Linked DNA regions of Mus musculus: all the other regions are linked to region 6. The links are chromatin loops, found by intact Hi-C in ENCODE. Cell type or tissue: left cerebral cortex. All regions are shown on one strand.

Evidence for each region. A loop is a pair of places that touch in the nucleus more often than their neighbours do. Peaks named below come from ENCODE experiments on the same cell type or tissue, not always from the same donor. Only the 100,000 strongest peaks of a DNase experiment are listed, where the experiment ranks them.
Region 1: a loop joins it to region 6, with 5 times the contacts of the local background. A loop is called at or near these places in 3 of 42 quality-filtered maps.
Region 2: it touches region 6 in a loop (4-fold over the local background); 2 of 42 quality-filtered maps call a loop at or near these places.
Region 3: it touches region 6 in a loop (2.1-fold over the local background); 2 of 42 quality-filtered maps call a loop at or near these places.
Region 4: it touches region 6 in a loop (3-fold over the local background); 2 of 42 quality-filtered maps call a loop at or near these places.
Region 5: it touches region 6 in a loop (2.8-fold over the local background); 7 of 42 quality-filtered maps call a loop at or near these places.

Annotation. Positions count from the first base shown.
Region 1 is chr7:3,690,937-3,695,936 of GRCm38, forward strand. It overlaps Mboat7 (membrane bound O-acyltransferase domain containing 7), which reads right to left and starts at 2,050. Exons shown (of 8, transcript NM_029934.4): 1 at 1,805-2,050; 2 at 1,104-1,182; 3 at 870-999; 4 at 326-452. The coding sequence starts at 1,179. Tsen34 (tRNA splicing endonuclease subunit 34) reads left to right here and starts at 2,674. Exons shown (of 5, transcript NM_001164204.1): 1 at 2,674-2,953; 2 at 3,662-3,908; 3 at 4,042-4,291; 4 at 4,416-4,685. The coding sequence starts at 3,666. In left cerebral cortex, a CTCF peak has its summit at 1,905; DNase peaks (open chromatin) are centred at 367, 964, 2,241, 2,711 and 2 more places; H3K4me3 peaks cover 4,056 bases; H3K27ac peaks cover 3,542 bases.
Region 2 is chr7:4,499,107-4,504,106 of GRCm38, forward strand. Ppp1r12c (protein phosphatase 1, regulatory subunit 12C) reads right to left here and starts at 2,574. Exons shown (of 22, transcript NM_029834.3): 1 at 2,160-2,574. The coding sequence starts at 2,492. In left cerebral cortex, no CTCF peak of the experiment used is centred here; DNase peaks (open chromatin) are centred at 2,059, 2,688, 3,098 and 3,766; H3K4me3 peaks cover 2,709 bases; H3K27ac peaks cover 1,800 bases.
Region 3 is chr7:3,642,131-3,647,130 of GRCm38, forward strand. It overlaps Prpf31 (pre-mRNA processing factor 31), which reads left to right. Exons shown (of 14, transcript NM_027328.4): 14 at 1-355. Cnot3 (CCR4-NOT transcription complex, subunit 3) reads left to right here and starts at 3,139. Exons shown (of 18, transcript NM_146176.3): 1 at 3,139-3,454. It overlaps Gm15927 (a long non-coding RNA gene), which reads right to left and starts at 2,215. Exons shown (of 6, transcript XR_003946711.1): 1 at 2,123-2,215; 2 at 1,684-2,039; 3 at 1,044-1,145. In left cerebral cortex, no CTCF peak of the experiment used is centred here; DNase peaks (open chromatin) are centred at 2,612, 2,926, 3,745 and 4,118; H3K4me3 peaks cover 2,889 bases; H3K27ac peaks cover 889 bases.
Region 4 is chr7:4,920,314-4,925,313 of GRCm38, forward strand. Zfp628 (zinc finger protein 628) reads left to right here. Exons shown (of 3, transcript NM_170759.2): 3 at 1-1,690. The coding sequence ends at 1,584. Nat14 (N-acetyltransferase 14) reads left to right here and starts at 2,273. Exons shown (of 3, transcript NM_001358881.1): 1 at 2,273-2,326; 2 at 2,895-3,016; 3 at 3,590-4,693. The coding sequence starts at 2,945. The coding sequence ends at 4,138. It also overlaps a transcript of Ssc5d not described here. In left cerebral cortex, CTCF peaks have their summits at 3,029 and 3,782; DNase peaks (open chromatin) are centred at 2,011, 2,294, 2,485, 2,990 and 2 more places; H3K4me3 peaks cover 2,886 bases; H3K27ac peaks cover 3,789 bases.
Region 5 is chr7:4,128,698-4,133,697 of GRCm38, forward strand. It overlaps Ttyh1 (tweety family member 1), which reads left to right. Exons shown (of 14, transcript NM_021324.6): 6 at 604-676; 7 at 961-1,036; 8 at 1,884-1,939; 9 at 2,100-2,192; 10 at 2,594-2,686; 11 at 4,378-4,520; 12 at 4,660-4,705; 13 at 4,966-5,000. D030047H15Rik (RIKEN cDNA D030047H15 gene) reads right to left here. Exons shown (of 3, transcript NR_033548.1): 2 at 3,709-3,894. Among named protein-coding and RNA genes, the nearest start is that of D030047H15Rik, 5.7 kb to the right of the region's middle. In left cerebral cortex, a CTCF peak has its summit at 2,643 (motif pointing right); DNase peaks (open chromatin) are centred at 2,363, 2,645 and 4,077; H3K27ac peaks cover 4,681 bases.
Region 6 is chr7:5,057,604-5,062,603 of GRCm38, forward strand. Ccdc106 (coiled-coil domain containing 106) reads left to right here. Exons shown (of 5, transcript NM_146178.2): 1 at 1-56; 2 at 196-300; 3 at 389-565; 4 at 1,893-2,102; 5 at 2,604-3,182. The coding sequence starts at 26. The coding sequence ends at 2,920. U2af2 (U2 small nuclear ribonucleoprotein auxiliary factor (U2AF) 2) reads left to right here and starts at 4,540. Exons shown (of 12, transcript NM_133671.3): 1 at 4,540-4,733. The coding sequence starts at 4,685. In left cerebral cortex, CTCF peaks have their summits at 380 (motif pointing right), 2,704 and 3,470; DNase peaks (open chromatin) are centred at 378, 2,714, 3,622, 4,029 and 2 more places; H3K4me3 peaks cover 2,930 bases; H3K27ac peaks cover 4,557 bases.

The DNA of each region.
Region 1 (5,000 bases), 1.4 Mb before region 6:
CCTTGGAGGACGGTTTGCTACAGACTCAAGAAGAGCATGTTAGCAAAACACACTGGGGAGGAAGATTCTAGGTGTGCCAAATGGCTTGTGATAGAGCACTCAGGTTATCTCCTTATCCTGCAATGAGTGGAGAGGTGAAGACTTGCTCCAGAGGATGTGGGAGGTGAACTCTGTCCCCAGGGAGAAATGAAGTCCCAAGCTTAGGGTTTGTGAAAGATAAAACTCCACAGCCCTCCCCCTACTATGAGAAAGTCTGGGAGGAGAAAGCAAGGAGGCTCCCCAGCTCCCAGGGAGACTAAAAGAAGTAGTGTTCGCCAAGTCTCACCTTCAGTGTCAACAGCAGCTGGACAGCATTGGTGAAGGGCGTGGGAGTGGGCAGGCCCAGCAGGCTGAGGGCTCGGAAGAAGAGGAGATAGGAGAAGGTCCAGGCAAGAGCCAGGGCATGGCAGGAGCTAGGACAGAGGTGGGAAGTCATAATGTTGGGTACAGGGACCTTAGCCTCTGTTTCCTTCTCCTGAGATACCCACCCCCGCCCCTGCCCACATTCAGACAGAGAAGAAGAGGTGAGAAGACTGGTGAGTAACAGAGACAGAAGAGGCACAGCCAGAGATAAGAAAAGAATGACCGGCATTAAGAGAAGCTTCTGGAAGAAGGAAGGCACTTCAGCCAGAGCTCAGCCTGACTGGACTATGGAAGTCAGTCTGCCACATGGATACTGAGGACTGGGGCAAAGACACAAGGTGGGAAGAAAGATGGCCAAGGCATAGCGACACACAGTAAGATTAAAGGAGAAGAAATAGAAGACTCGAAGAGGAAACAGACTGCTGCTTCTCTGCATCCTTCTTCCTTTCTCACCACCTAGTTCTCACCAGGGCTGGGCCTGAATGAGGGCCCAGGTTCCCAAGATGGTGATCAGAGAATGCAAACTGTGGGGGCCACAGGTGAATAAGGTGAGCCCCAGGCCCACAGCTGCTGCCCCCCATCTCTTCAGCCCAGGTCCTGAAAGGAAAAGGTAAAGTATAAGCCTAGAACCTTCGGGAGGGGTGATTCCCCACCCCAGCTCCCTCACCCTAATTTTCCACTAGACAAGGAACCTGACTCACCAGCTTTCTTAAAGAGGAAGCCAACAGGGATGGAGATAAGAAGGACCATTAGATATGTCCATTCTTCGGGTGTCATGGTCTGGGGGAGGAAGGACTCACAGTGAGAACCAGTATTCCAGTCCCTTCCTCTTTTGAAGACAGTAGAATCCCCTTTGAGAACCCAGGCCTCCAGCTCACTCCTCCTTCCAGGACCCAAGAATTAAGCCCCCACCCCACCCCTTTGCCAATGTTGAAATCAAAAGTACTTCTACTTCCATTTATGACCCACACCTTCCGGCCAGAAAAACAATCCTTCACAACACCCCTCTTCTCTGAGAGCCCAGGAATCTGTATCATCCTCACCCTCCTGAGTACATTGGAGCCCTTCTGGGTCCCCAATTTCCTCTGCGTCTTACAGGACCCAGTACTCCCACTCCCGCCCAGCTCGGAGAAGCCCAGCATTTAGCATCCTGTTTTCTAAGCTCTGAGCTCTGGGCTCCTCTTTAACCCGTACCTCGGAGAGAAGGCAATGACCCTGTACGATCTGCAAGCACCTTTCGTAGCCCAGCCCCGCGCAGCGAAGGCCAGCGTGTATCCGATTCTGCCTCGGCAGATCCACAGGCGGTTACGCCACCCAGCCCGGCCACGCTCTGGGCGCTGTCCCCGCACCCCGCCACCCTACGATCTTCGTGACGCCGCCATGCAACCCAACCTGGGCCCACCTGAACCGTCCGTGGGCCAGAAGACTGCGGAGCTCCTTTTCGAGGCCGCCTCGGCTCGCGCCACGCCTCCCCAGCTCAGCACGCCCCCGCACTGCCCGTTCTGGAGGGCGCCGGCAGGGCTGCGCGGTCCAGGCCCCGAGAGCCGCGGCTGTACGAGTTACAGCACCGCAAGAAAGGTACCCAGAACACCAGTCTGCCGCAAGATGCCTGTCGCGATCTTTCTAGGAGGTCCCCGGGCAAAGAGCTGCCAGTACGTGAAGGGGCGGGGTTTCGGGTCAGAGAGGCGGGGCCAAGATCTTCGAGTCCCGTTGAGACTTGAGGAGGAGGGACCTGGAGCTCAGAGACAGACTTTCAGCTTCGGATTCCTTCGGGCACACTCGGTCATTCAAGCCCTCGGCATGGAGTGCCACAGCTTCGGCTTACTTCGGGGATAGCCGAATTCCAAAGTCACGGCTCGGAATTAGATGCGTTTACAAACTCGGCCGGATGTAGGCGGGACCACACACTTCGGCTTGATTCGGAAATAATCGGGTCCAAAAGTCGTTGTGTAGTGTTAGGCGGGCTCAAGAACGCAGAACGAAGTAGGCGGGACCGCATGCTTCGGCTTACTTCGGAGATAGTCGGAATCAGCCGGGGTCCGAGAGTCAAAGAACCACGGGGTGTGGGCGGGATCGCATATTTGGACTTACTTCAGATAGCTGAATGCTTTTTCAGGTCACGGTCAAATGATATTGAGGGCAGCCGTTTTGGCCTAACTTTGGAAATAATCAGTAGACTTAACAGGCTGAGCTAATAGTCTTGAGGGAGGAAGGCGGAGCCACAGAAGACCGGAAAACGGCGAAGGGGCGGGGCCGACATGACTGGTGGATTTGGGGGCGAGGCCAGAGCAATGACCCTCAAGGTCCCATTTGTGCAGACCGGAGTGGCAGTGAGGGCTTTCTTGGCTTTTCCGCTTTGCTGACCTGACGGGATGACGGAGGACGCGCTACGTAGGGCCAGCTCCGCCTTAGCCGAGAGTTGGTGTTGGCTAGGGGTTGACTTATTGCCTCTGCCTGAGGACAGTACGACAGATTGAAAGGGAGCCACGACGCACACTGCACCTCGAGTGCGACTGTGGATTCAATCGTAATTGTGAACTCCTTAAATTGGGTAGGAAGTGGGCGGGGCCACAGCTGGAAGAACGATGGGATCTGGCTAGGGTCGAATGCTGAACCTTTTGCAACTTAGAGGGGGTGGCTGATTCTACTGAGCCGAGATCTCCCGCATGCGTTCGGGAATAGAGTCGAGATCTTCCGAAGGCTGAAACGCTTGCGTTCGGGTAGGCAGGACTCCCGATTGAGCCGAATTTAGGATGCTGGAACATCGAACAGCTGGCGCAAGACAGGACTGGGTTTCTTTTAAAGTCCGACTCAGAATAGGCGGGAAAGGCGAATCTGGGCACTTCGAAAGGGGAGGGGCTGGGCTCCAAGTATTTAGAAGAGGGTGTGGCTTGAGCAAACCACCCTACATTGAGGTTCTGAGATTTGACGGACGCATAAGAAGACACCCACTTTGCAAAAAGGGCGGTGCACCACTATGGCGGGAGGTCTCTCTGAGGGGACGAGAGATGGTGGTACGCTTTGGCAGAGAAGATGGTCACCTGGAGCTGAGGGGGAGCGGAACGGTGGGACCTGGGTGAGGGGCGTGGTCTTAACTGGTCCCTGGGTAGATCTTGGCTGGGGGGCGGGGGGGGGCAGGTGGCAACCCCAGCCCCGCCCCTTGGGGGGTGAGGGGCGGGGTCTTGCGCTGAGGGCGTGGAAGACTTCAGTCGGGTCGGTGGGGCTGTTTGGGTGACCGCGACGCACCCCCACTCCGCAGGAAGATGCTGGTGGTGGAGGTCGCAAATGGCCGCTCGCTGGTGTGGGGAGCCGAGGCCGTGCAGGCGCTGCGGGAGCGTCTGGGAGTCGGGGGACGCACGGTGGGCGCCCTGCCCCGCGGGCCCCGCCAGAACTCGCGCCTGGGCCTTCCGCTTCTGCTGCTGCCTGAAGAAGCCCGGCTCCTGGCCGAGATAGGCGCGGTGACCCTAGTCAGCGCCCCGCGCCCGGACCCCCGCAACCATGGCTTGGTAAGAAACGAAAGGCCCTGATAGTGGGAAGGCCTGGGAGGGCCTGTTGGAAGGTTGTAAACTGGTCAGAATTCCTGTCTTCCTAAGGGACTGCAGGATGTGTCTTGGGGTTCCAGTTAAGTTTACTTCTCAGGCCCTAGCATCGTTCAAACGCCAGCAAGAGCAGAGTTTCCAGGATCAGAACACTTTGGCAGCCGAGGCCCGGGAGACCCGGCGTCAGGAGCTTCTAGAGAAGATCGTAGAGGGCCAGGCTGCCAAGAAGCAGAAGCTGGAACAGGATTCAGGGGCAGATGAAGGAGGCCAAGAAGCCGGTGGAAGTGAGGCTACCCAAGGGAGTGAGACCAGTGATGATGGCCAGCCTTCTGCGGAGCAGGAGGGAGCAGGTGAGATTTTAGGATTTAGAGTTAAAATTTGGGGCAGGAGGGAGGGAAACTTTGGAGAATTTTAGTTGGATTTTTCTGGCGCTAAGGAGACCTTGTGGACTCAGTAAATTCTTTTTGCTCCCAGCCCCATCCCTAGATTCTTCATCTCCCCAACCAGGACCTTCAAATGGGGTGACTCCCTTGCCCAGATCAGCCCTGCTTATCCAGCTGGCCACTGCCAGGCCTCGGCCTGTAAAAGCTAAGCCTCTGGACTGGCGTGTGCAGTCCAAAGACTGGCCCCATGCTGGCCGTCCTGCCCACGAGCTGCGCTACAGCATCTACCGAGACCTGTGGGAGAGAGGTTTCTTCCTCAGCGCAGCAGGGAAGTTTGGTGGTGACTTCCTGGTCTATCCTGGTGAGTTTGGGGGGACTCTGGTGGCTGTACCTTTTCTAATGGTCTTTATTTGTTGTGCATTTTCTTTTTTTTGTCCCATTTCTTCTCCCAGGGGACCTAAAACAGGACAACAAATATGCCAGAATTCTCTTGAACTCATGGAGGGTAGTCTTGTCAAACACAGGTTCTCTTCCCGGAGCCAAAATTAGCTTGGAATTTGCTATACCTCACAGGTTAGCCTTGGAATTCGAGGTCTTCCTTCCTCTACCTCCCGAGTGCTGGAATTGCAGGCATGAGTCACAACACCTGGCTTAATGTAGGAACTTTTCATAAATA
Region 2 (5,000 bases), 560 kb before region 6:
TCCCAATCATCCAAGCCTCCTGCAAAGCCCTGAAGAGTGAGTTCACCAAGGTATCGCAGCGGTGGGAGGAGAGACCCACCTGGAAGGCTGCCTGACAGGCCAGGCCTGAGGTTACAGGTCCTGTCAGAGGAGGTGCTCTAGTGCCTCCAGCAGATGCAGAGGAGAGGGATGCAGTCAGAAGAGAAAGCTCAGAAGCCAGGGACTTGGGTGGTGCTAGAAGTCTGAACTGCTCTCCTGCACTGTTTAAAGATGCTGAGACCCTGAGAGGGGCCGCAGGGAAGTAGTGCCCTGCTGTATGTAAAGGAAAATGTCCCAGACAACACTGGGAACTCATTCCCAGGGTACACCGGCAGATCATGTAGGCCTCAAGGAGGAGCTTCCACATGACACTTCTCACCAGAGCTTCTAGGGACAGAGGTGACCACTGGTCCCATTCCACAAGTAAGAAAGCTAAAGGACACAGAGAAAGAACACTCAAGATAAAAGAGACAAAGAACAGACAGGCAAACAGACATTAAGTCAGTACTGATTGACTGGTTTTGTTTTTGTGACTACGTCTCATGTGGCCGAGAATGGCCTCAAACTCACTCTGTAGCTGAAGCTGACACTGAACCTCCAATCACCTTGCTTCCACTTTCCAAGCCCCTGGTTTCCTGAGCTCTAAGTACCCACTCTACCACCCAAGCTACATCGCAGCCCAGGACGGATGGATTCTGGGTGTTTTTTCTCTACCTGCAAGTGTGAAAATTGAACCTGTCAAATACCCTCGCTCTGTTTCCCATCTCCACAGGCAGCAGGCGTCCCTTCCAGGATCCCCTCTGTTCCCACCAGTAACTGAACTACGGGATCCTAGCAAGAAGAGAGGACAACCCAGGAGATGGAAGTTGCCATGAAAGAAGCTGCCCACCAGAAGACTGACATTGGACCAACACTGAGACCAGGAGGGAGAACTGGGATGTAGGCTCTTGTGTGACTTATCTTGTTCTCGGTCATCCTAACTGAATAAAAGCATCCTGAATCCAGAAGAACCCAAGCAACAACACAAGATGGTCCTGACTCTCGGGCACAGAGCACTGGAAAAAAATAATGTGTGGAATAGGTTCTAGAATCCTGGGAGGTGATAGGGTGGAAATCTAGGAGAGAGGGCACACTTTTTGAAGAAGGACGTTGGTTGCCTAAATAAAGTCTAGGAGATGAACCAACAATAGGTGAAGTGGCCATGTAATTCCAGAAATAAGAAGGGCAGAGAAGGGCCTGGCATGGTGGCGCACGCCTTTAATCCCTGCACTGGGGAGGCAGAGGCAGAGGCAGAGGCAGGCGGATTTCTTAGTTGGAGGCCAGTCTGGTCTACAGTGAGTTCCCAGCCAGGGCTATACAGAGAAACCCTGTCTCGAAAAAAAGAAGAAGAAGGAGGAGGAGGAGGAGGAGGAGGGCAGAGACATAAGGACCTGCATTTGAGGATGGCCTGGGCTACATAGCAAGACCTTGTCTAAAGGAAAAACAACAAAACAAAAGGAAAAGTGGTCCAGCTCCTCGAAGAGCAAATGCCTACAAGTTTCCAGGAAGGCAAACAATGTAAACAGAGAAAGAGAGTTGAGGAGAAACTTCTATAAGAGGTGACAAGCTCCCCAAATTGGGGGGGGGGGGGATGAATTGATAATGTAATTAAGGACATGGGATTGTAGGTAAGAGAAAAGATTAAAAAAAAAAAAAAAAGCAAAGGATGACGCGACAGAGGAAATGCCTTTTCAAGGAAACAACGTGGTACACTGTCCTGAGGCCACAACGTACAGCACAAGTCACGGGAAGAAGAGGAAGGCACAAACAGGATGGACCTTCAAAGAAGTGACACTGAAGGACCTGGGCCTAAAGAGGGTCAAGTCAGAGTGCAGGAGAACGAAACCACAGGCCTGGGTCAGGAAAGACTTCAGCACAGTCAAACAAGTACCAGCTAGGAAAGGAGGAACCCGGCCAGCATAGGCACGGAAGTAAGCGATGCTGCAAAAAATGCACGGGAGAGAGATGACAGCACGAATGACAGAGAAGAGGCGGCCACAGAGCAGGCGGGATCCTCAGCGATGGCACAGTCGAGGGGAGGTGGATCAGGGCCGAGGAGGGAGGATGCCCGAGTGGCGAAGACGCGGGGCGGGGGCGCTGACCTGGTGCAGGGCGCTGATGCCATCCGCGTTGGTGGAGTCGAGCACGGCACGGGCAGGCGGAGGGACGGCGGGGTCGGACGCAGCGCCGGAGCCGGGACCGGGATCCGCTGCGCGCAGCATCAGGCGAGCCTCGTCCAGATCGCCCCCCGCGCAGGCCGCCAGGAACTCAGCGGCGCGCTCGAAGCGGACCGTGCGGGCTCGCCGCTCCCCGGGGCCCGGGTCGGCGCCCGCCCGAGCCCCCCACTGCCGCAGCTGCTCCTGCCGCCGCTCACGGGCGGCCGCAGCAGCCGCCGCCGCCCCCGGGCCCGCTGCCGGACCATCCTCGCCGGACATCGCGCCGGCCGCTCGCCCGCCTACTAAGCGAGCGAGCGAGCACCGGGCGACGAACAGCCGCCACCCGCCCGCCCCGGGGGCCGCCGGGAACCGCCGCGCGACAAGCACCGCCCAGAAGCTCGCCCAGCCCCCGCTCGGTATATTGACGTCACGGCGCCGACCCAAAGCCCTCTGGGTAACCGAGTCCCGCCTGAGACTTGCGTAGCTATCGCTGGGGGCAAGGGCCTAAAAAGAAGCCCCTCGTAGCGAGCTGGGAAGTGGAGTTTCTCCCCATTGAGGAGCCTTGCATAACTTGAGCAGATAGGTTAGAGAATGAGGCAGCCGGCAGGCCGGCAGAAGTGCTGGGAAATGGGTTCTACAAGCGGAAGTCTTCGCTAGACTCGCTATATATCCTGAGGCACGTTTAGAAATCCGGAGCTGGAAGGGGTCGAACGAAAAACTCAAAAGGCACGCCCTCAATCCCAGCACTTGGGAGGCAGTGAGTTCGAGGCCAGTCTGGTCTGATCCTGGTCCTGAGTTCCAGGACAGCCAGAGCTACACAGAGAAACCCTCTCTCGAAAAAACAAGCAAAAAGAGAACTGCCTAAAGGAGGACATGTCCCTAGGGAGTGCTGGGAATCTGGGTAGAGCGGCCGGACAGGCTACTGGGGCATGCTGGGAAATGTAGTGTACTTTGTAAAGTGACTACCCCAAGGCGCATGGGAAATGATAGCGGATAGCGGATCCTGAGAGATAGAAATAAATTTTGCATACTTTTTACGATTTGTTTTGAGATAGGATGGCGCTCGAACTCATTAATAATGCCCTTGAACTTCTGATCTTCCTGTCTCCATCTCCTAATTGCTGGGATTACAGGAGTCTGTTTGTTTGTGTGTGTGTGTGTGTGGGGGGGGGGTTATTTTTGTTTTGAGACAGGGTCTCAGTATGTAGCCCTGCCTGGTTTGAAGCTCACTATGCAGACAGAATGGCCTCGAACTCACAAAACTCCGCCTCCTCCTGCCTCTGGAGTGATGAAATTAAAGGAGTGCCACCATGCCGTACTTGTTTTGGTTTTGAATCTGTCCCTCTCCCATCGGCTATAAGTAAACTCGATTTGTTTTCTTTGAGACCCTCTTAGTCCTAATGACTAGAACTAAGCCTGAGAGTAGGCAATAAAAAATATTTCGAATGAATGAATGAATGGGCTCCCTAAGGCATCAGGTAGACCAAGGGCCGACGGGAAATTGAGTTCTCAAACAAGATTAAAGCTTGTCACCGCCAAACTCATCTTTTAACATGGCGATAAAGTTCCCGAGCAAAGTTCAAGGAAATCAGATAACATAGGGCAAGCTGGGAAATGTAGTCTCAAGGCCACGCCTCCAAAGGGTTCAGCTCCAGACTTCCAAATATGTCTCAGAATGCAAGGTACCTAAGAAGTCAGTTTCCAGACCAAGAACGAGCCCACGTTTTCTAGTGGTAATAATTCCCTGAGCATACCAGAAAGAGGGCCCTCAAACATGACCAAAATAACCACATACTTTTCTTCAGCCCACCTGGGGCTGCAAAAGACACTAGGAATTATAATTCAGATTGTATCATGCTCTCTGGGCCTGATTTTGTTGTTCGGTTCTTTTTTTTCCTCCCCCCACCCCCTTTCGCTCCGGCCCTGCTCTCTCCAGCCCATAGGTTTTTTGTTTGTTTGTGTTTTGTTTTTGTTTTCTCATTAAGGAAGGTTGTGAGCCACTCAGTGGTTGCTGGGATTTGAACTCATGACCTCCGGAAGAGCAGCTAGTGCTCTTAACTGCTGAGCCACCCCCTGGCATGACTTTGTAAGTCTAAAATGTGATGTTCCACTAGGTTTGAAAGTTTTTCCAACAGATAAGAACACCTAATAAACACCTGATAAAAATAATGTGATATTTCACATTATCTCCCCTAAAAATCCAATTTGAGAAGGATAAAAAAAACATTTTGAAACAGGAACACAGACCTACCAAAGTCTTAACAGAAAGCTGTCAAAATTTGCATAGGGAAAACAAACGTTTTTCCTAAGGGGAACTAAAGCAGCCCACCCACTCCATAATCTTTGGATTTATGCAGAGAAATAAGCCATAAAAAGCTCGAGTCCTGGGAAACAATGGTCATAAATCCAAAAGGATAACCCTGATATGAGATACGTGAACCCTACCCCACACCACACACACACACACACACACACACACACACCCACCCTTCTTCCCCAAGGCAAGAAGTCCATCCTTGGGACCCACAAGGAAGGAGAGCACTGACCAAAAACTATGTTCCGGTTTTGAGTTCCTGAGCACAGCATTCGTGCACACCCTTCTAACCACTGAATGGGAGAGCAGCAAAACTGATGACTGCTAAGCCCTTGCTCCTGCCCCAGAACCACATGTCTTTTGCTAGTCGTTCTAGTCATTGTACATGTATGCTTACGTATGACAACACATGTGGGGGGCAGAGGGCAACTTGCAGAAGTTACTTCTTCCTTCCATGTGGGTTGTGGTCTAAT
Region 3 (5,000 bases), 1.4 Mb before region 6:
GTATTTAAGCCTGTAATCCTACTTACTCAGGAGACTTTTGAGGCAGAAGGGTTGGAAGTACTTAGGCTACACAGTTGAGTTCAAGGTCAGCCTAGGCTGTAGGAAAAAGCCAGTGTCCAAAAAAGAAAGGAAGGAAGAAAGCAAGCAAGCAAGCTAGGGAGATCTGGCAAGATAGCACTGTTGGTAAAGTGTATTTCATAAAAACATGGGAACCTTGGAAGGCAGAAGCAGGCAGATCTCTGAGTCTAAAGACAGCCTGGTGTACAGAGTAAGTTCCAGGACATTGAGGGCTACACAGAGAAACCCTGTCTTGAAAAACCCCAAAACCAAAATAAAGCCAAAACAACAGCATAAAACCATGAGTTCAATACTTGGCACCCATATAAAGGCAAGGAGTTGGTAGCATGTATTTGCCATTCCAATGCTGACAAGGTGGACACAGGTATGTATGGTCCTGATGAGTGGCCTATCTAAAACAAAGCAAAACAACCTCAAAAACAGCAACAACAAAAAATGAGCTGCTGAGATTGACTTGGCCTTCATAAGCACATGCATGTGCACCTGCACACAGTACATTCATATGCATATGCACACATTCATATGCATATACACACACAAAATGTTAGGGGGAGTTGACTAAAGAGATGGCTGCTCCTCAAGAGGACCTGGGTTTGATTCCCAGCACCCACGTCAGCCTACAATGGTCTATAGCTCTAGCCCCAGAGAATGACATCCTTTTCTTATCTCCTTGGGCACCAGGTGCACATGTGGTGTAGACACGCATAAGCTAAACACCTATACGTACACAATCAAAGTTTTTAAAGGGCCAGCAATACAGTTCAAACCGGGGTGCCTGCCTAGCAGTGTCAAGGCCATGTCTCAAACATTTTAAAAGGGCTTTGCGGTGTGGTGGCACTCACTCACTCCCAGCGTTACCAGGCAGAGACCAGATTTCTGTGAGTTCTCTGGCGAACCTAGTCTACACAGTGACTTCCAGTTCCTTAAAAGGTCGAAGAAGCAGCCACATGGTGGTAAGCACATACCTGAAATCCAGTACTTGAGAAATGGAAGCAGGAAGACTTGAAGTTCAAGGTCATTCTCTGCTGCAAAGCTCTAGGTCCAATCCAGCCTGTCCTATGTGAAATCTGTCAAAAAGGAGAGGCAAGAATCGACTGGAAATAGCTCAATAGTAGTCTTCCTCCCTAGCATGTTAAGCCTTGGTTTCAAATCTCTCTACTGGAAAGAAAAACAGGAATTTCCATGGATCATTTCAGGGAAAGAATAACTAGTTTCCAACTCTAGCTGTTGATGTAATTGTTCTAGCATAAGTCTTAAGTATCTGGATTCTACCTCCACCAACTCCCCCGGTGATTCTAAAGTGCAGCTCAGCCCGAGAATCATAACTGTTTTTAAGGCCATTAGTATATCCTGGGAGCTTGTTAGAAAAAGCAGAATTGGGGACCGCCTAGATAAGAAGGAAGCTGCATCTTAATAATTTGGCAGGGATTCCTGATAGAGCTAGAAGCAGTTCCCCATTCTTGGGCCCGCATGAAATAGCAAAACTGAATGAATAACAAACTCGAGAGAGTGTAGAAGCTGTTTAAAAAATCTGGACAAACACTGGTCCCTAGGTTTCACCTTCTTAAGTCTATGTGACCCTAAGAATATGCATCTAAAAATTACATAAATGTGTGAGCTTAAGTGCACCAGCAGATGCCAGCTGAAAGAGTCAGATCTGGAACTGAAGTTACAAGCATGCAAGCCACCCTGTGGGAACTGGTCCTCTGCAGGAAAATGTTCTTAACTGCTGAGCCATCTTTCCAGCCGAAGAATATGCCTTTTTATAAGCCATTTTTTCTCTCTTGCTTCATGCCATTCTGATGCGGTGAAATGCACGTGCACGTTCTCTTCAAGTGTGGATTTATCTTCTTTTCCTCCACATAGTAGGCAGAGATAGATCGAGTTTCCCCAATTCATGAAAACGTGGTGCTCACGTTTGCAACCTAGTCAGCAAAGGGCTATGGAGTGCTTCATGGGTACTAAACAACGAGAAATCCAGAGAGTGAGACTCAAGTATGTGTAAAAACGGCAGGAATCAAACAAAATTAAACCAGAGGCTCACCTAAGCACTCGGCAAGGGTGGTCGGAGAAGTTTACTCCTTAAGAAGCATAGCAGAACTCTAGTGAGTAGTCATTACAGATGTAACCGAGGTAGGGCAAAGCGCAGTTTCCTCTACAGCTGGAGTCCTTGCAACTCCAGGGAAGGTCCCAGTCTGCTAACTTAACCAGAGAAACGTCAGTCCCACGCCTTGTGTTTCTCAGTCGCTTCTGCAATGTTCCTGATTCCTTCTTTCTTTCTTTCATCCTTTAGAAAGCACTGAGTTTTAGAGATATACCAAGCAAACGCGCTTGGGGAATAACTACGAGGATCAGATAACAGCCTAGACAGGCAAAGGAAGGATGCTCCGACAACCACACCTGTCGGCAGGTTAATAGCTACCCTATTGGCTAACCGAGGGAAGGGGCGGGGTGTTTGTCTAGCTCCTCCCCTTAGGGCTGGCGGCTCTTTTGATTGGTAGATGACTTGGGTTTACTATCCCCAACCCTCTGGCACCTCTCCGTCTCCCACTAGATAAGCTTCCTTTAACACTCACACGCTATGCTTTTTGTCGTTTTCCTCTACCCACATTCATAGCTAACCAATGAGTTCAGGGTAGAATACACCTCGCAACCAATTACAGCTGCCTTTAAACTTGACGAGTAACTTCCCGCCCCTCACCCTGACTCCTCCCCGCTGCCAATTGATTTAGGGTAAGGGGGCGGACACATCCAATCAGCACGACACAGGCTTCCTGATTGACACCCAGGTCCTCGCGCTGGCGTGTTGTGCTCCGAGGAGGGGAGGAGGAGGAGGAGCTGGGAAGAAATACCCGAGCCAATCCAAGCAAGCTGAGCGGGAGGCCAATCGAACGCCGCGCCTTGCCGAGATCAGCCAATCATAATGAAGAGGTTGGCCTCATTCTCGCTAGGAACCAATGGGGCGCGCCTAACGGCGCAGAGCGACGTACTGCGGGAGCAATGACGGACCTATATTCGGGGCTCGGGGGCGGGCCGGCGCCAGAGAGGAGAAGAGAGGAGGGGAGGCCTCCGCCGCCGCCATCTTGGACCGGGCCCGTTCAGCTTCCGTGGAGCCGTCGGCAGCCGCTGCCGGGCCTTTCCTTGATCCCTGAATCCCCTACTCGGTCGTCTAGAACAATCCCGGGCCCACTTCCTCTATCAACAACCCAACCCTACTTCCGGCTTTCGCGCCCTCTTATCGCGATAGCGCCCGGGCTCGGGGCGCGAGGAAAGAGGAAAAAAAAAAAAAAAAAAGGCGGCGGGCGGGCGCTCGCCTCTCTCTCCCCCCTCCTCGCCTGTCGCGATACGCTCCGCAGCGGCGGCGCCAGCTCCTGCGGTGAGCGTCAGGTTCGACTGGGCCGGACCCCTTTCCCTCTTCCCTCAGCTCCATCGGCCGACTTCTTGCTCCGCGACCCTGCTGCCTGTCGCGACACGGCCTCAGCTCCCGCCGGGCCCAAGCCGCGCGCTCGGGCCCAGCTTCGGCTCGGGCGGGCGGGGACCCTCTCCTCTCTCTGTCCTCCCGCGTCCGGACTCCCGCGTGGCAGAGCGCCGGCCCCGGGTGCGAGGTGCCCGTCCTCCTCCGCGTCTGGCTGGGCTTGGAGCGGTGGGCGCGCTGCGGGCCGCGGAGGGGTCTTTCTGCTCTGGGCGCGGGGCCCACTCCTGCAGTCATGCCTTCCCCGGGAGCTCCATTCGGGAGCGTTGCCTCAGTGCACCCGAAAGCTCCAGCTTGTTGGTGTCTTGATAGGGGGAAGCCTCTTTGGAAGAGATGGATCTTGTGGAGGAAAAAGTCCCCAAGACCCGAGGGTGCAGTTAACGTTGTGAGTTGGAGCCTAAGCCAAAGTTTCCACCTAGTCCTTACAGCTCTAGCAGTGAAGTCTCCTAGAGGTCCCTTTCCACCAATCTTCTTTTTAAGGAAGCATGGGGTTTGTGAGTGTGTGTGTGTGTGTGTGTGTGTGTGTGTGTGTGTTTTGTTTTAACACTCCCTCCCCAAACCTTGGATTCAGGACTGTACCGTATTGCTCACTTCCTGGCTTCACATCTTTTGCATCTTTGAGGTGGGGTATCAGTGGACTCTAGCTTTGGGGATGCAGGCTCCACTACGATGCACGGTCTGCCTCGGTGGGTGAAGCTTCCTAAGTGGTTAGGTATTGCTGTGTGTGGTGAGGACCGCTTAGCTTTTCTTTCTAGATCTGGGTCGGTGGAATGCGAGCTCCCATGCTTTCAGTTGTTGGTGCTCTTCTGTTGGGACAGTTGAAGCACTTCTAAACAGCTGTATCTCGGTTCCGGGACTGTCATCCCTCTTAGGATTAGCTTTCTGTTCTTTTGGCTAGGGGCTTCCTCACCGTCTCCCTTCCCCGGTCATCACCTGGACTGCCATCTCTCTGTATTTCCATTCTCATCTGCCCAGCCTATGTGGATATGTGATCTTTTATAATTGAAATCCACTGGGTGAAAGCGTTTCAGAGGTAGAATGGTCCATCTCACCCAACTGGCACCCTGTAGGACTGCTAGCTCTCCTCACCGGAGTCTTCTGCTGTGTAAGGGGTAGCCTTTCTCCCTGCAGTTGTGTTGTCTTTGTCGGGTAGGTGTTGTCACCTGCCAGGTAAAGTCCCTGCCTTCTTTGCTATTGGCATCATCCCCTTTCTTGCGTTTGAGATGGCCACACCACCTATGTACCCAGTGTGAGGCTAGGATACTCTTGGGTGTGGGTGCCCCTGGCTAGTGTGACTCCTCCTTTGTGGTTTTTCTGTGAAGTTATGGTTTCTTGTTCTGTGTCTGAGACCTGGGTGAGAGACCACTGTGGTCACTTTGCTTGGGACTAAAGAGCATAAGGGGTGACTTTTCAAGGTGTCAGTTTCTCCTTACCTTGGTTTTTGGGCCTC
Region 4 (5,000 bases), 140 kb before region 6:
AAGTGGTCGTCCCACTATCAGTACCATCTGCGACTTCACTCGGGTGAGCGGCCCTATGCCTGCACTGAGTGTGGCAAAGCCTTCCGTAACACTTCGTGCCTGCGGCGCCACCGGCATGTGCACACCGGTGAGCGGCCCCACTCATGTAGTGTGTGTGGCAAGAGCTTCGCACAGACGTCCAACTTGCGGCAGCACCAGCGGGTGCACACGGGCGAGCGCCCCTTCCGTTGCCCGCTCTGCCCCAAGACCTTCACACACTCCTCCAACCTGCTGCTGCACCAGCGCACTCATTCTGCCGAGCGCCCTTTTGCCTGCCCCATTTGTGGCCGTGGCTTTGTTATGGCTGCCTACCTGCAGCGGCATCTGAGGACGCACACCCCAGCCACCACAACTTCGGGCACCACCGGCTCTGCTGTAGCATCGCAGCCCCCTGCCCCATTGGCTGCAGCTCCAACTCCACTGGCTGCTCAAGATGTTCACGTACTCCCTAACCTACAGGCCACACTTTCACTTGAAGTAGCTGGGGGAACAGCCCAGCCTACGCCCCCAGGCCCGGCTGCTCCCAGTTCTCAAACATTTCTCCTGGTACAGACTGCCCAGGGCCTCCAGCTGATTCCAAGCAGTGTCCAATCCCCTACTCCTCCACCCCCGCCTCCACCCCCTAAAGTCATTCTGCTGCCTCCTGCCAGTGCTGGAGGTCCGGGCAGTGGTGCTGCAAGGCCAGGCCCTCGGTCTGTTGGGAAAGCTGGACAGGGGACAGGGGTGGTGTGGTTTCCAGGCCCAGGTGGTCTGGGGCTGCAAGGAGGGGCCAATGCAGGGGCTAGCGGGGGAGGGCAGAGCCTCATTGTTCTGCAGAATGTAGGGAGTGGGGAGACAGGACCACAGGAAGTGAGTGGGGTCCAGCTTCAGCCAGCACAGGAAGTGGCCACGGTACAACTACAGCCTGCACAGGAAGTGACTACAGTCCAGCTACAACCAGCACAGGAGGTGACTACGGTCCAGCTCCAGCCCCTGACAGGCCAAGTCTCCAATTCTAATGGAGGAGCTGGCACTACAGAAGCTCCAAACCTGCTGCTGGTTCAGAGTGGGGCAACTGAAGAGTTGCTGACCGGCCCTGGGCCCGGGGAAGTGGGAGACAGTGAGGCCGGTGCTGGTGTGGTCCAGGACGTCCTGTTTGAGACACTGCAGACAGATGAGGGGCTGCAGAGTGTGCTGGTGCTGAGTGGGGCGGATGGTGAGCAGACTAGGCTCTGCGTGCAGGAGGTGGAAACGCTTTCCCCCGGTCTGGCGGAGCCAGCGGCCACTGGCCCATCAGGACAGAAACTCCTTATCATTCGTAGCGCCCCAGCTACTGATCTGCTAGAAAATAGCAGCGTTGCAGGAGGCACCACAACACTGCAACTCCTGGCCCCGTCAGCACCTGGCCCGGTCTCTGCCCCTGTGGGGGTGCCCGTAGCTCCCCCGTCCCAGATGGTACAAGTGGTCCCCGCAGTGGCTGGACCAGGGGTCATGGCTCCCCAGAACTTGCCCTCCATCCAGATTGTGCAGACTCTTCCTGCAGTCCAACTGGTACACACGTTTTGAAGAGACCCCCTCCCCGCAATTAACTGTTCTCCTCAGCTGGGCTGGGGTCAGCCCCAGAGTCAGGGGGGCTGCTGGCTGGACTTGCTAATAAAGACCCAGAATCTCTTCCTGGTTTTGTTTTCATGGGGGAGGTATAGTCATGGGCATAGCCCCTGCTTCAGACCTGGAAGTCTTCATTCTTGCTTCCCGGATCTGAGGTGACTTGCTTTGTACTTGGAGGGCTAAATGCTTCTCCGGGGTGGGGTCCAGCTCCCCCATCCTTTAAACTGTTAAGGCTTTTACTGTGCTGGGGGTGGGAGGGCGGGTACACTTGCAGAGGACAGAGAGACAGTGGGAGTCAGTCATGTGGGTTTCCTTTTGGCAAGCTCTCTTACTCCCTGAGCTATTTCTCTGGTCCTTTCCCAACCTTTGTATGTATTCGTCTGTAGTTGTACTTATAGCAGGGAGGGTTAGGGATCAATTTCTGGATTTTCCACTTCTTTCCTATAAACCACCCTTACCTCACCTGAAAGGTAGGTAGAGGAATATTATTAATTCAAACGATACCCCAGGTGCCTCCGGGTTGAGAATAAGGTCTCAGCTGATGGGGATGCTTGATGCTACCCCTCATCCCTTCCCTCAAAGACCCAAGCGCCAATGAGATTAGGTTCACAAGCAACGCCTCCTCTTCCTGATGCTCAGGTCGCTTAGCAACGAAGGACCAGCAAGAAAGGAGCTGTGCTAATCCTCCCAGGCAGGCCGGGTAAGAAACCCTCTCTGTCCCCCACTCCCATCCCCCCTTCTCCAAGGTTCTCCCACTGGCCTCCAGCAGGTCACAGCTCTTCCCTCGTCCTCGCAGTTTCCTCCATTACTCCCAACCCCTGCCCCATAGTGGGGGAAGCTTGGCAACAGTTGCTAAGGTGCCGGTCTTGCCTCCAGTCGGGAGCGTGGACGTCACTTCCGGTGGTGACCCTCTCCTGCCCCTGCCCCCCTTCTCCCTTACTGTCAAGGGATTCGAGCAACCCCGTGGAGGTGCCTTTCAGGGCCCTGTTTCTGCTATGTGGGGTGGGACCACTTCAGGAGACCGGCTGCTGGAGTTTGGATAGGGGATGAGTTTACAGGCAGATCAATGAATGTCTTCTCCGGAGTGGGGGACGATTCGGGACGATTTTCAGAGCCCCACTGGGTATGGAGGCACCTGGCCTGCCACTGTGACAGTCTTCTTTGGCAATGCTCTAGGGTCCTTGGCGATCTGGGAAACACTGCGGCCCATCCCTCCCAGGGCTCTTAGAACTCAGGTGCCCACCTAACACCAACCTACTTGTTTTCAGCAGGTGTACAACGTCAGCTCCCTTGGGGAGGGGCCTGCCTGGGGGCTACCATGGCCCCTAACCACCTGTCAGTGCGGGAAATGAGGGAAGATGAGAAGCCCCTGGTGCTGGAGATGCTGAAGGTGAGAGGCCGGCAGGGGCACCAGTGAGCATGCGCAGCTTCTTAGGGCCATTCAAAGTGGGTTCCATCAGCCCCGCCCACCTGCCTGAGCTCCGGGGGTCCTGGGGGAGGGGATTTTCGCCTCAGCTGTTTTTAATTGGTCTCTTTTCTCTACTGCCTTCTCCCTACTTAAACCTCAGCTGCCATTTTTAAAAAAGCAATTGAAAGGGTGTAGGGGCTGGGTGTTCAGGTCTCTTGACCTCCATTCAGCCCCACTTACCAGTCCCAAAATGAGGGCTACTGAGACACACACACACCCCAGACCTTCCAGCGAAGAGCCCATGTCTTCACTTTGCCTATCCTGTTCAGTCTCCTTTGGTGCGTTACCTTAGCATGCCATCCGGACTCATGGGCCTCAGGTCCTAAATCAGTTCATTTCATTCGGGCAAACCGCATTCATTCGCTCAGCCCTTAACACCCAATGGGCCAGACTGGGACCACCCCATCCGCTGGCTTCTCTTCTCACTTGAGAAGAGAAATCCTTCCTCGGAAGTTCTTATGTGATGAATGGCTGAGCCTCTACTCCCACCCACAGGCTGGTGTAAAAGACACGGAAAACCGTGTGGCCCTCCACGCTCTGACACGACCTCCAGCCCTTCTCCTCCTGGCTGCAGCCAGCAGCGGACTGCGCTTCATCCTGGCCTCCTTCGCCCTGGCCCTCCTGCTGCCCGTGTTTCTGGCTGTAGCCGCTGTGAAGCTGGGTTTGCGAGCCCGATGGGGCTCTCTGCCTCCACCAGGCGGCCTGGGAGGGCCCTGGGTGGCTGTCCGTGGCTCCGGCGATGTGTGTGGAGTCCTGGCTCTGGCCCCTGGTGCCAACGTGGGGGATGGAGCCCGAGTCACCCGCCTCTCTGTCTCTCGATGGCACCGTCGCAGGGGCGTGGGCAGAAGGCTGCTGGCCTTTGCCGAGGCTCGAGCCCGAGCATGGGCTGGAAGTATGGGGGAGCCTCGGGCCCGGCTCGTGGTCCCAGTGGCTGTAGCCGCTTGGGGGGTGGCAGGGTTATTGGAGGCCTGTGGCTACCAGGCAGAGGGAGGCTGGGGCTGCATGGGCTATATGCTGGTTAGGGAATTCAGCAAAGACCTGTGATTAGAGACCATGCCCACTGGATAGATGGGCAGAGAACCAGCACCTAAAGAACACCTACTGTGTGCCAGGCACTTTACATCCCCCCCTCAGTGTCTACCTAGTCTGCTGGGCTGATAGTGAAGCACCGAGGTTGATGGACTTACATTCCCAGTGTGCCTGCCAGCTGCAATGAGGACTCTAAACTCAAGTAGAACAAATCCCTTCTTGGTCTTCTGGGACCACTAGAGGTCACCGTGTCCAGTCCTTTGCCTCACCCCCACTGCCCCAGTCTGTATGCACTGAAAAACGTCGGGTTCTGGGTCTACAAAGCCCCTGCTGCCTGTGTTTGAGGTCTGGAAGGGAGATTTGAGGAAAGAGAGAGAGAGAGAGAGAGAGAGAGAGAGAGAGAGAGAGAGAGAGAGAGAGAGAGAGAGAGAGAGACTAAAAGTTAGAGTCTGTGACAGGGAACTCCCAAAGGGGACAGATCTTCTGGGAGTGGGTGGGGCCAGGAGCACAGTGTCTCCAAGCCCATCTGGTTTTTTACACTGTTTGTTAATAAACCCTGAAACTTCTGTGTGCCTGTCTCCTGTCTGATGCATTTTCCAGCTGCTCTCTCCAGACTCCCTCCTTCTGTCTGGCTCCTCCTCTCCGAAGAAGTTGACATTAATTGCTAGGGAAGTGTGTGTGTTGGGGGGGGGGGGGGGGCGCTGGGAAGAGGAGAAGCAGTGAGCTCACAGCGGCAGCCAGTCTTTGCCAGGCCTTCTGAGTCATGCTCCCCATTACCAAAGTTTTCCCCCTCACAGCTGCCTGGTGTGTGTGTGTGTGTGTGTGTGTGTGTGTGTGTGTGTGTACCCCCTCCAGACCGAAGCCTTGACCCCTCAGT
Region 5 (5,000 bases), 930 kb before region 6:
AAGATGTCCAGCTACTGCATCAAGGCCTGGACACTGATAAAAACACACTGTGCTGATCAAGTATATGAATTGGTCTTCCAGTTTATAAGAGCTGTCAACCTCTCCTATCACTCCATGACTCAGAATTATTCCACCTGTCACAGCCCTGGATATAAGCCAAGCCAAGCTCTGAATTTCAGATATCAACTCCGTAGCAATCCCCACACTTTACAGCTTGGAGGTGGAGAGAGTGGAGAGAGACTAGCTAAATAAAATGGGCTGTGGATGGGCCTGGCAGCTGCCTCAGAACCTACTAGACCCTGTGCACTTAATTTCCAGGAAATTCAGCCCAGGCGTGGACAGCTGCTTCCTAGTCTCCAGGAACAGTTAGGATAGAGGCTAGTGACCTGGCAGCCGCGACCTTTTCCTTTTCCAACTGAACAGATGTTGTCTTTGACGTCAGTCAGTCATGGGCCATACCCCGCCCTTTACTCCTGTGCCTCTGACTCTAATCCTTTAGACTACAGAGGTTGGTGGGTATTGGGGAGGGCTGTGATTGGATATAGGGTGTAGAAAAAGGCAAAGCTGATCAAGTCCTGAGTTCAGCCGCCTCCCCCCTTCTAGGATGACTGCCATGAGTCTCCTGGTGCTTGTCCTGAGCTGGGGTTCTATGGGCCTAGAGGCTGCCACAGCTGTGGTGAGTATGGGGCTCTGGATTCAGGAGTTCTGATTCTGGGGTGAGTGTGATCTGATTAATGCCATACACACTAAGGTGGAGGGGGTCATGACCACAGTTCTGAGGTCTTAGCCTTAATTGCTGGATCCTGAGAGCAGAGGCTGGTGCCTAGACTCGCAGTCTGAGGAAAGCTGAAGTCTGGACCCCTGGGTCTGAGGGAGGAGGGTTAGGGCCTGGACTTCTGAGTTCTGTGGAAATATGAAATTGGACATTCTGATCTGACCCCTCCCTGCTTCCTTCATCAGGGCCTCAGTGACTTCTGCTCCAACCCAGACACCTATGTGCTGAACCTGACCCAGGAGGAGACAGGGCTCAGCTCAGGTGACCCCACAAATCCCTGATGCCTTCAGCACTCCCTCCTATCCCCCAAGGCCCAGTGTGTTGTAGGGTAGAGAGCAGCAGCATCTTCCAATCCAGGCAGGATGGGAAAGGGGCAAAATGCCTGTGGGTGTGATAGACACAGGGAAGTGGGCCCTGGGCCTCCGTGGTCACAGGGTTGGACTGGAGGACAACAAGGAAGCATAATTAGGTCAGCTGGACCTGCTTCCAGATATGGCTGAAGCAGAAGGGATGAACGTCTAGGGTGTGATATTGCCCACCTATAATCCCAGCAATTAGGAGGTTGAAGTGTGAGTTCATGGGCACTCTGGGTTATCTAGACCTGGTCACACCTTGTTCTGAAGCAAAACCAAACAAAAAACAAAAAACAAAACGAATGGAATTAAGGGTGTCCCTCCATTGGTAAAGTGCTTGTCAAAGCTGTAAGTTTGATCCCTAGCAACACATAAAGTTTGCCTTGTGCCCAGCACTCAGGAAGTAAGATCAGAAGCCTTCAAGGTCATCCATAGCTACATAGAGAATTCAAGGCAAATCTGGGATACATGAGACTGTCTCAAAACATCCTCCTCCTCAAGGAGAGGAGGAGGGATGGAAAGGAAAAGGGAGAGGGAAGAGGAGGACGGGAGAGAGGAGGGGAGAAAGGGAGGGAGGGAGGAGAGGAAGGAAGGGGAACAGAAGGAGGGAGAGAGAAAGGAACGAGGGGGAAGAGAGGGAGGAAAAGAAATGGATGGGAGAGTGGAATGTCCCCCGGGCTTTGGCCCTCCAGATTTGCCCAGGGAGAGCCTGGGTCCAGGGTTATAGCCTGCTCCTTTCTCTCCCTCCACTTCAGACATCCTCAGCTATTATTTCCTGTGCAACCAGGCGGTCTCCAACCCCTTCCAACAGGTTAGGAATGTGGGCAAAAGACATGGGTGTTGAGGAGATGGCTAATGTGGACTCTCAAGGGCGTATGCTGGGCTACCAGGGGCTCCAGGGTTCCATGGGGGGTGGAGGGTGCCAAGGCCACACCTTGACCCGAGTCCTCCTTTCTCTTATCTTCCTGCAGAGGCTGACGCTGTCCCAGCGTGCTCTAGCCAGCATCCACTCTCAGCTGCAGGGCCTGGAGCGGGAAGCTATCCCTCAATTTTCTGCTGCACAGGTTAGGTCAATGAACTGCACCAGCCTGAGAGGAAAAAGGGCCGAACCTGATGAACCTGTGGGATGCCGCCTCCACTCATGTAAAGGGGCAGATTGACTGAGTCAGATAGCCTTGTGGAGCTGGCCCTTCTCCAAGTAGGCGGGATTTCACGTTGTGTGCAAATCTATGGAAAGGGGTGAGGCAATAGAGCCGAGCTGGTCTCTGGGAGAGAGCCTACAGGAAGGGGTTGCAGCAAGAAAAATCCACATTTCTCTTGGTGCTGGGCCAACAGTGGAGGTGAGAGGCTCTAGGGTGTGACTAAGGGCTGGTCCCTTTGGGAAGTGGGGTCCTTGGGTTGAGGGGGGGGGGCTATTTTACTGGGTCGCATAAAGACTGGTTAACTGTGTCCTCTCCCACTACAGAAGCCCTTGTTATCCTTGGAGGAGACACTGAATGTGACAGAAAGAAGCTTCCACCAGTTGGTGGCGCTGCTGCACTGCCGCAGTCTGCACAAGGTAAGCTCTGGGTGTTTGCCAACCCTGTCTCTTTCTCCCCCTCCCCTTTGCTTTCTCTTCTCTTCCCCCTCCTCTCTTTCTCATACTCTCTCTCCCCCCTCCCGCCTTTGTCCCCCCCCCTCCCACCCCACCCCGTGTTCTTCATCTTCCACCCTCTCCTCTCGTAGAAAGCTGCTCAGCCTCTCAAGCCCTGGAATGAGAACCCAGGCAGCCCCCAGTTCCCTAGATTGAAAACTAGTCCAGATATCTCTTGCTATGAAAGGGGCAGGAAAAGGCGAGGGCGGCGGCAGGGCAGCCTGTGAGCCTACCGTGGGCTCAGCTGTGGTCTGTATGGCCCCGGGAGCAAGCCAGCATCTCTGACTGTTGTAAAGACTCTCACCCTTACAACACCGGGACTCCACCTGACCACTTTCCCTGGTTACATACCGTCTCCCACCATGATACTCTCCATGCACACAGGCTTTGCTATGATCCTGGCTCTACAGGATTCACTGGACACTGACCCCTCCATAACAAGATCAGTCAGTAGAGCATGAGACTCTTAATCTCAGGGTCGTGGGTTCGTGCCCCTATGTTGTGGGAAATATTAAAAAAATGAACCCACCACCCTTCCAGCCCTGCTGAACTGCCCTTCTATCTCCCTATCCTCACTTCCCACTGCATCGACTGCTCATACAGCCAACACTGCATCGGGCCCTAGCCCTTCTCACCTCTCACATGCATGCCCATCTTGCTCATTCCATCTGTCCAATAACAGCTGGTGATCCTTTCTGCACACAATCGGATCAGAGTCTTCATTTAAAACCCTTCCATGAGTCCCTCTCCACATGGATTAAAGCCGGGCTCGTGGCACTGACCTAGTAGGAACCTGTGTAGACAGCCTCGGCCTTGGTGTTTCTACTCCACATCAGGCCAACTACGTGCCTCTGACTAGAGCTGACCATCTGCCTGTCTCCTAGTGTTCTTCTCGCAAGGTCTCTGCTGGACAGTAGCCTAACATTTCCTGTCCTACAAGCTCTCACCTCTCCAAAGTGGCTGCCTGGGTCCCATGCATTGAAGGTTGCCAGTGCTGGTGGCATGCCCGGAGCAAAGGCAGATTAGTCCATCCTGGTAGAATATTGGCTGTGACACTTGGCATTCAGGTTACAGAGGTTCTGCTGGCCTCCAGAATGGTGGTCACAATAGCCGGTCCTTTCTGCATGTCTCTCCTATGGATGCCCAAACCTAAGTGTTATGTAAGCCAGCAATCTGTGGGACCCAGGGGGCATCTGACAATGTGTGGGGATGTGACTGTCACAAGTGCAGAAACAGATGCTGCTGGCATCCCCACCAGTCAATAGCACGTGGGTAGAACAAGGATAGGCAGGGTTGTTGCCAGTGGGAATGACAGCGTAGAGGCTTGCCCACTGAAGATGCTGGGAGAGCAGCTCTCTAGATGCTGAGTGGAGATGCTAGGCCACTTTGCATATGGGAGTGGGGAACTGAGATAAAATAGGAGTGGGTTGGAAGGCTGCAGCTCAGCAAAGGCACAAGCTGAACACATAGATGACTTTCCATGTTCAGAACAGCTCCCTGACAAGAGACTACACTTGCGCACAGAGAGTCTGGGTGACAGCCAGGTAAATGGATGGTTGGACCTGTGTATGAAGTGTACATGTGCATACCCTGAGCCTCCTCACCCTCTGCCTCAGGACTATGGCTCAGCACTCCGAGGCCTGTGTGAAGATGCCCTAGAGGGCCTACTGTTCCTGATGCTCTTTTCTCTCCTGTCTGCGGGGGCCCTAGCCACCACTCTGTGCAGCCTGCCCCGCGCCTGGGCCCTCTTCCCACCCAGGTCAGCAGGGGAGAGAGGGCAGGCTCCCCAGGGAGGGGACAGGAGGCAGTACCCAGGGCCACTGGTGGGGATGGGGCAGCCTCCTGACTCGTTTCCATCCTGCTTCTCTGCCACTCCCCACATCCCCATCACACTTCAGTGATGACTACGATGACACAGATGACGATGACCCTTTCAACCCTCAGGTATCCTGGTGTGAAGGGAGGAGGCCTGGGGCCTGAGCTCCTGGGTCTCTTGGAAGGGGAAATGAGTATTGCATTCTCGGGTCTGAGAAGAAGAGAAATGAGACTGGACCTCTGGGTCTGAGGTCCTAGGGGAACAGGGATGAGTCTTGGCCATGAGGGAGGAGGCTGGGGTCTGGAAGCCTGGGCCCGAGGGAGGAGAGAAGGGCCCCCACGTACACAACAGATTCTGAGTGTCTTTCCTGCCCTGGTTATCCTGCCAGGAATCCAAACGCTTTGTGCAGTGGCAGTCTTCCAT
Region 6 (5,000 bases):
TGGGTCTGCAGGAAGCCTCCTCGATATGAATGACAGAAACAACCGTTGGCGGACAAGTGAGGCACCTGGGGACCCTTTCTTTTCCCATCCTTGGTCTGACATTCTGGTTCCCTCTGTCCATGGGACAGCAATGGTTGGGGGTGGTCTATAAGGTTCAGGCCACTTCTGGGGTGACCTCTGCTGACCTCTCTGCAGTGAAGGACGAAGAGACCTTTGAGATCTCCATTCCCTTTGAAGAGGCACCCCACTTAGACTCACAAATCTTATACCGTCTGAGTCCGTCTCGGAGAAATGTTGAGGGTGAGCTGAGAAAGGGCATTGGAGGGACTGGAGTCAGGTGGGGTACTGCCTCACCCTGGGGCATGACCTCCGTCCCTGCTGTTCTTAGAGCCTCCAGAGGGCGCCTCCCCAACCCTGGCCCTGATGAGCAGTGTTAAGGCCCAGCTGCACATGGCACTGGAGAGGAACTCGTGGTTGCAGAAGCGCATTGAGGACCTGGAGGAGGAGAGGGACTTCTTGCGGTGTCAGCTGGACAAATTCATTTCCTCTGCCCGGATGGATGCAGGTGGGGGCACACAGTCCCCCAGGACCCGCAGAATTCAACACCCAATGTTGGTTGGACCTGATGGGGACTTGGCATCTTATCCTTCCACTAAGGCCCATGCCTATTTTAGGGCCTTCCCCAGCCATTTCCTTCTTGATTTCAAAGACTTCTCTCATTTCCTATCTTGTGATGAGACTGCCCTGTAACTCATCAGCCTCAAGCACTTGGCATAACTGTCTCCCAGAGTCTATATTTCCAGCCCAGGTTCCTCATCTTAGGGGAAATGTCCCTTTGTCAGTAGACCCATTGCAGTCTACTGGATTCCTCAGAGGGGCCCTGCCAGCACCCCAGGATTTCTGAATGATGCAGTCATCATCCATTAGAGGTACCCTGAAATACCAATCAGGGTTCTGTCTTCCCTCTACCCTGCTCTACATTATCATGCCTCATGTTTCTTATTCTTCAAAGGCTGTGGGGGTCCCAGTACCTCTGTCTCCTAAGCTTCACCTTAGGGTCCTGAGCGGATCCCACTCCCTTGTCTTGCTCTAATCTACAACTAGTAACAGCATGGTGGTGTCACCTCTTCTGACAGGCAGGGCCCTATCTCATTAACCTGTGTTGACTGCCATTCCCAGCACATTCCCCACTCAAGGCTGCCCTTTCCCAGAGCTTTAGCCCTGGTTTCTTGGAGTACTTAGCCTTTATTCAGGCCATAACCCTAACCTCTGTATCCAGCTGAGCTGCTGGCAGGCTTTCTCATTGCTAACCATGGCAAAAGCTCTAGTAAAGGGACCTAGCACTGGGATGGGGACATGCATACCCTCTCTTCCTATACTGAGAGCTCTATCCAGGGTGACTCCTATCTTTCCCTGGTATGACTGGGCAGAGTCTTGGTTTCAGTTCTCAGGAGTTCATCCTTCAGAAGATGCTGAGTCTGAGTTGGCTCCCTATCTAGGGGAAGGTAGTTAGCATTTCCCAGTACCCAAACTGAACCCTGACTTCTGTAGGAGTCTGATATCCAATCCTCCTACCCAGAGGCACTGTCTGCCTCTCGGATTTTGACTCTTCACTCTGGAGCTCCCCAGGATACATTTCCCCCACAGAAACTCTGCATAGTCACAGATTCTCATGAATTCCCTGGACCTGTTTCAGTCAAGTTCAGAGCCTAGAAAAATGCTCACACTATTCCCCGAATCCCAGCTGGCTCTATGGCATTCAGTGTAGCTAATGTCTCTACTTGGGGACTTCACCCTGCCCTCATTCCGAGGACTTGGCCTCCATGTCCATCTTTCCCCCCTCAGGGCAATTATAGGACATTGTGTCACAGTTCACTTTTGTCTCTCTTTAGAGGACTACTGCCGGATGAAGCCTGGACCTCGGAGGGTTGATGGGGACAGCAGGGCTGGGGTTGGAGAAGCCTCAGACCCCGAGTCGGCAGCCTCCTCCTTCAGCGGGGTTTCCGAAGACGGAAGTGCCAGTGAAAGGAAGAGGCAGAAGCAGAAGGGAAGTACTAGCCGGAAGCGATTTGGGAAGACCAAGGCTCGAGAGAGGCAGCGGGGTGAGTGGGGAGTGGGTACATGTGATGGGTGTGTTGAGGGGTTGTGTACCCAGAATCGCAGTGTGAGCTCTACAGTGATGCCCTAACTCTCCATATACAAAACAATCAGACTCAACTTCATCTCACAGCCCTTTTCGGTCCTGAGTTAATTTTAAATTTCGTTTTACACCAACCAGCAGATTTAGTCCTGTGTCATCAGAAAGGAGGTCTCTGGGCCCATCTCCTTTCTTCTGGTGTCCAGGCCTGCCTTCAATTTCCCTGGTCTACTTCTTGCTCAGGTCTTAACTGTTTTCCATCTTGTTATCCTTTCTCTTCCTGTATGGGGCTCCTCATGTGTCCCCACTTCCATGATTTCTTGCTTGCTTGTTTTCAAATCTGTGTGCCTTTCACCCCTTTTCCTCTTTATGCCTGCCTTCCTGTTTCTACCTGGGTTCCCCCATGTCTCCTTCCCTCATGAGTGTCTTTTCCAGTCCTCCTCTTTCTGTCCTCTTGGTCCTGCAGTGAAGGATGCTGATGGGGTCCTCTGCCGCTACAAGAAGATCCTGGGCACCTTCCAGAAGCTGAAGAGCATGTCCAGAGCCTTCGAGCACCACCGTGTGGACAGGAACACCGTGGCGCTGACCACGCCCATCGCAGAGCTACTCATTGTGGCTCCCGAAAAGCTGGCTGAGGTGGGAGAGTTCGATCCATCCAAGGAGCGCCTGCTAGAGTATTCCCGCCGCTGCTTCCTGGCACTGGACGACGAGACTCTCAAGAAGGTGCAGGCTCTCAAGAAGAGCAAGCTGCTCCTGCCCATCACCTACCGCTTCAAGCGGTGATGCCGCCGCCCCGCACGCCTCCCCCCCAGCAGATTGCTGGCTAGGTCGGCCTTCCCGGGGCACCGCCAGGGCTAGAAGCTGCCCTTCCTGAGCACTGGGCCCTGCTTCTCGGCCGCACACGCTAGGCACCCCGTCTCCATTTCACCCCGCAGGGGCTGCCAGCTAGGCCTCCTTAGCCAGGAGTAGCCCATCTGCATCCCATGCAAAGACAGAGTATTATTCTGAGAGTTTAAATTAAAGAGACATGAAAATTTTCAATAAACTGGGCCCCAGGTCTTACTAGGAAGGGAATATGCTGGGAAGGGGTGGCCGTCGCCACGGAGACTGGGACAGGAGCGCTCAGCCAGAAGCCTCTAGAGAGGTTGGGGAGGGTAGGGTGTAATTAGCCCCAGGAGGCAGAGGTGGGAAGCGGAGCAGTAGGAGAAACTGAGGTAAGACGACTTTAAGAAGGCAGCGCCTGGGGCATTGATTCAATGAACGTTTAGCTGAGCCAGCCCGGAGGAGGTACCGGGGCGCTGGGTAGACTCTTTTCCGCCTGCCCGCCAGGGGTCAGGAGATCTCTCGGAGGTGTCACATTCGGCGCTTGCGCAGCAGGAGCAGGGGCGGACAATTTAACGCGATTGCCTTGGCAACCGGGAGAGAGCAGTCAGGTTTAACCGTCTTGAAGTTAGTGCCTTGGGGGCTGAGGTTGGCGGTGGGGGAAGGGGTGTGTGGGAGGAGATCGGGCGCACGCGCAATGTGGATTTAGAATGGCGGATCCTCCGGAGCGCTGAGAAAAACGTGCCCTAGACCGCTACGCAGGCGCAGAAACCCCTCTCCAATCACCGTGCGCAGGCGTCCCAAGCTGAGCTAACAACCTCCGCAGCGGCCTCGAACACCCTTTGTCGCACTGGCTGCTACTGTCCCACACACTTTCTCTGGCCTTCCGCGAGGTCAGTTTTTTCAGTTTTCTCCTAGAGAGCTAGGGACCGAAAGCTGAGACCCCGCCCCCTCCCCCGTAGCTATCTGGCCCACCTCCCATCAGTCCTCCCTCCCTTTTCGGGTCTTTAAGCCGAAAGGAGCCGAAGCAAGAGCGGAAAGAGCCGAACTTCCCTCCTGGGCGTGAGACCTTCCCGAAGCAGTGGCGGAAGGGACCGATATTCTCCGGAAGGGGCGGAGTGACCCTGTGGCGCCTCCGGAAAGAGCCGAAGACTAGAATCGGGCTTAATCTCTAGAGGGGCGGTGAGCGAGCGCTGGAAACCTTCGGAAAGAGCCGAAGGCCCGGACGGTTAGGATTGTTGGAAGTGACTGACCGCTTGGACAGGGTCGGCGAGGGGTGGGACGGATTTCCAGAGGAGGCCAGAGACAGACGGTTTGAGTTGTAGGAAAATCCGTGTCTTTAGAGGGGGCTGGTGTCGGGGAACGCGAAGACTCGCGGAATCCTCCGAACGTTGAAACGCTAGTTTCCGAAAAGTTACCGAAACTCGGGCAGCCGGCATAATCCTCGCTTCGGGTGATTTTGACGGCGACCGCCGCCTTCCGACTGCTCCGTCCGAGAACAGCCGACAGGCTTCGGAGCCGAGCTCGGGGAAGTTCCGGGGGGGGGCGGGTCGGGCGGGACGAGGGGGTGGAGCCTGGGAGGGGCGGGGCTTGGGGCTTGATTAGGTAGGCGACGGAGTGCCGGCGGGGGCCGGAAGTAGCCGAAGCCAGCGGCGGAAGTAGCCGGAGCGGGCGGGCGGCAAGGCGAGGCGAGAGCTGCACAGGGCCCTACGCGGCCGCCTAAGCATGTCGGACTTCGACGAGTTCGAGCGGCAGCTCAACGAGAATAAACAAGGTGAGGGCGCCGGGGTTGTGGGGTGGCTTCTTGCTTCGCCCTGTGCCCCCCCGCCATTTCCCTCTCTTGTTCGCTTCCCTAGGGCCGCACGCTACCCCCCCACCCCCCCGTCCGTGCCGCGCGCGCCGAGCTCACGTGACCTCCTCTCGGCGCTGAGGGAAGGGGTGGCGGGCGAGGCTCAGGGCGCGTGCGCGCCGCAATAGCCCGCGCCCACGTGGTCTCGGCGGAGGCGGCGCGTTTTGTTAAGTAGATGCCTTGAGAGCGCGC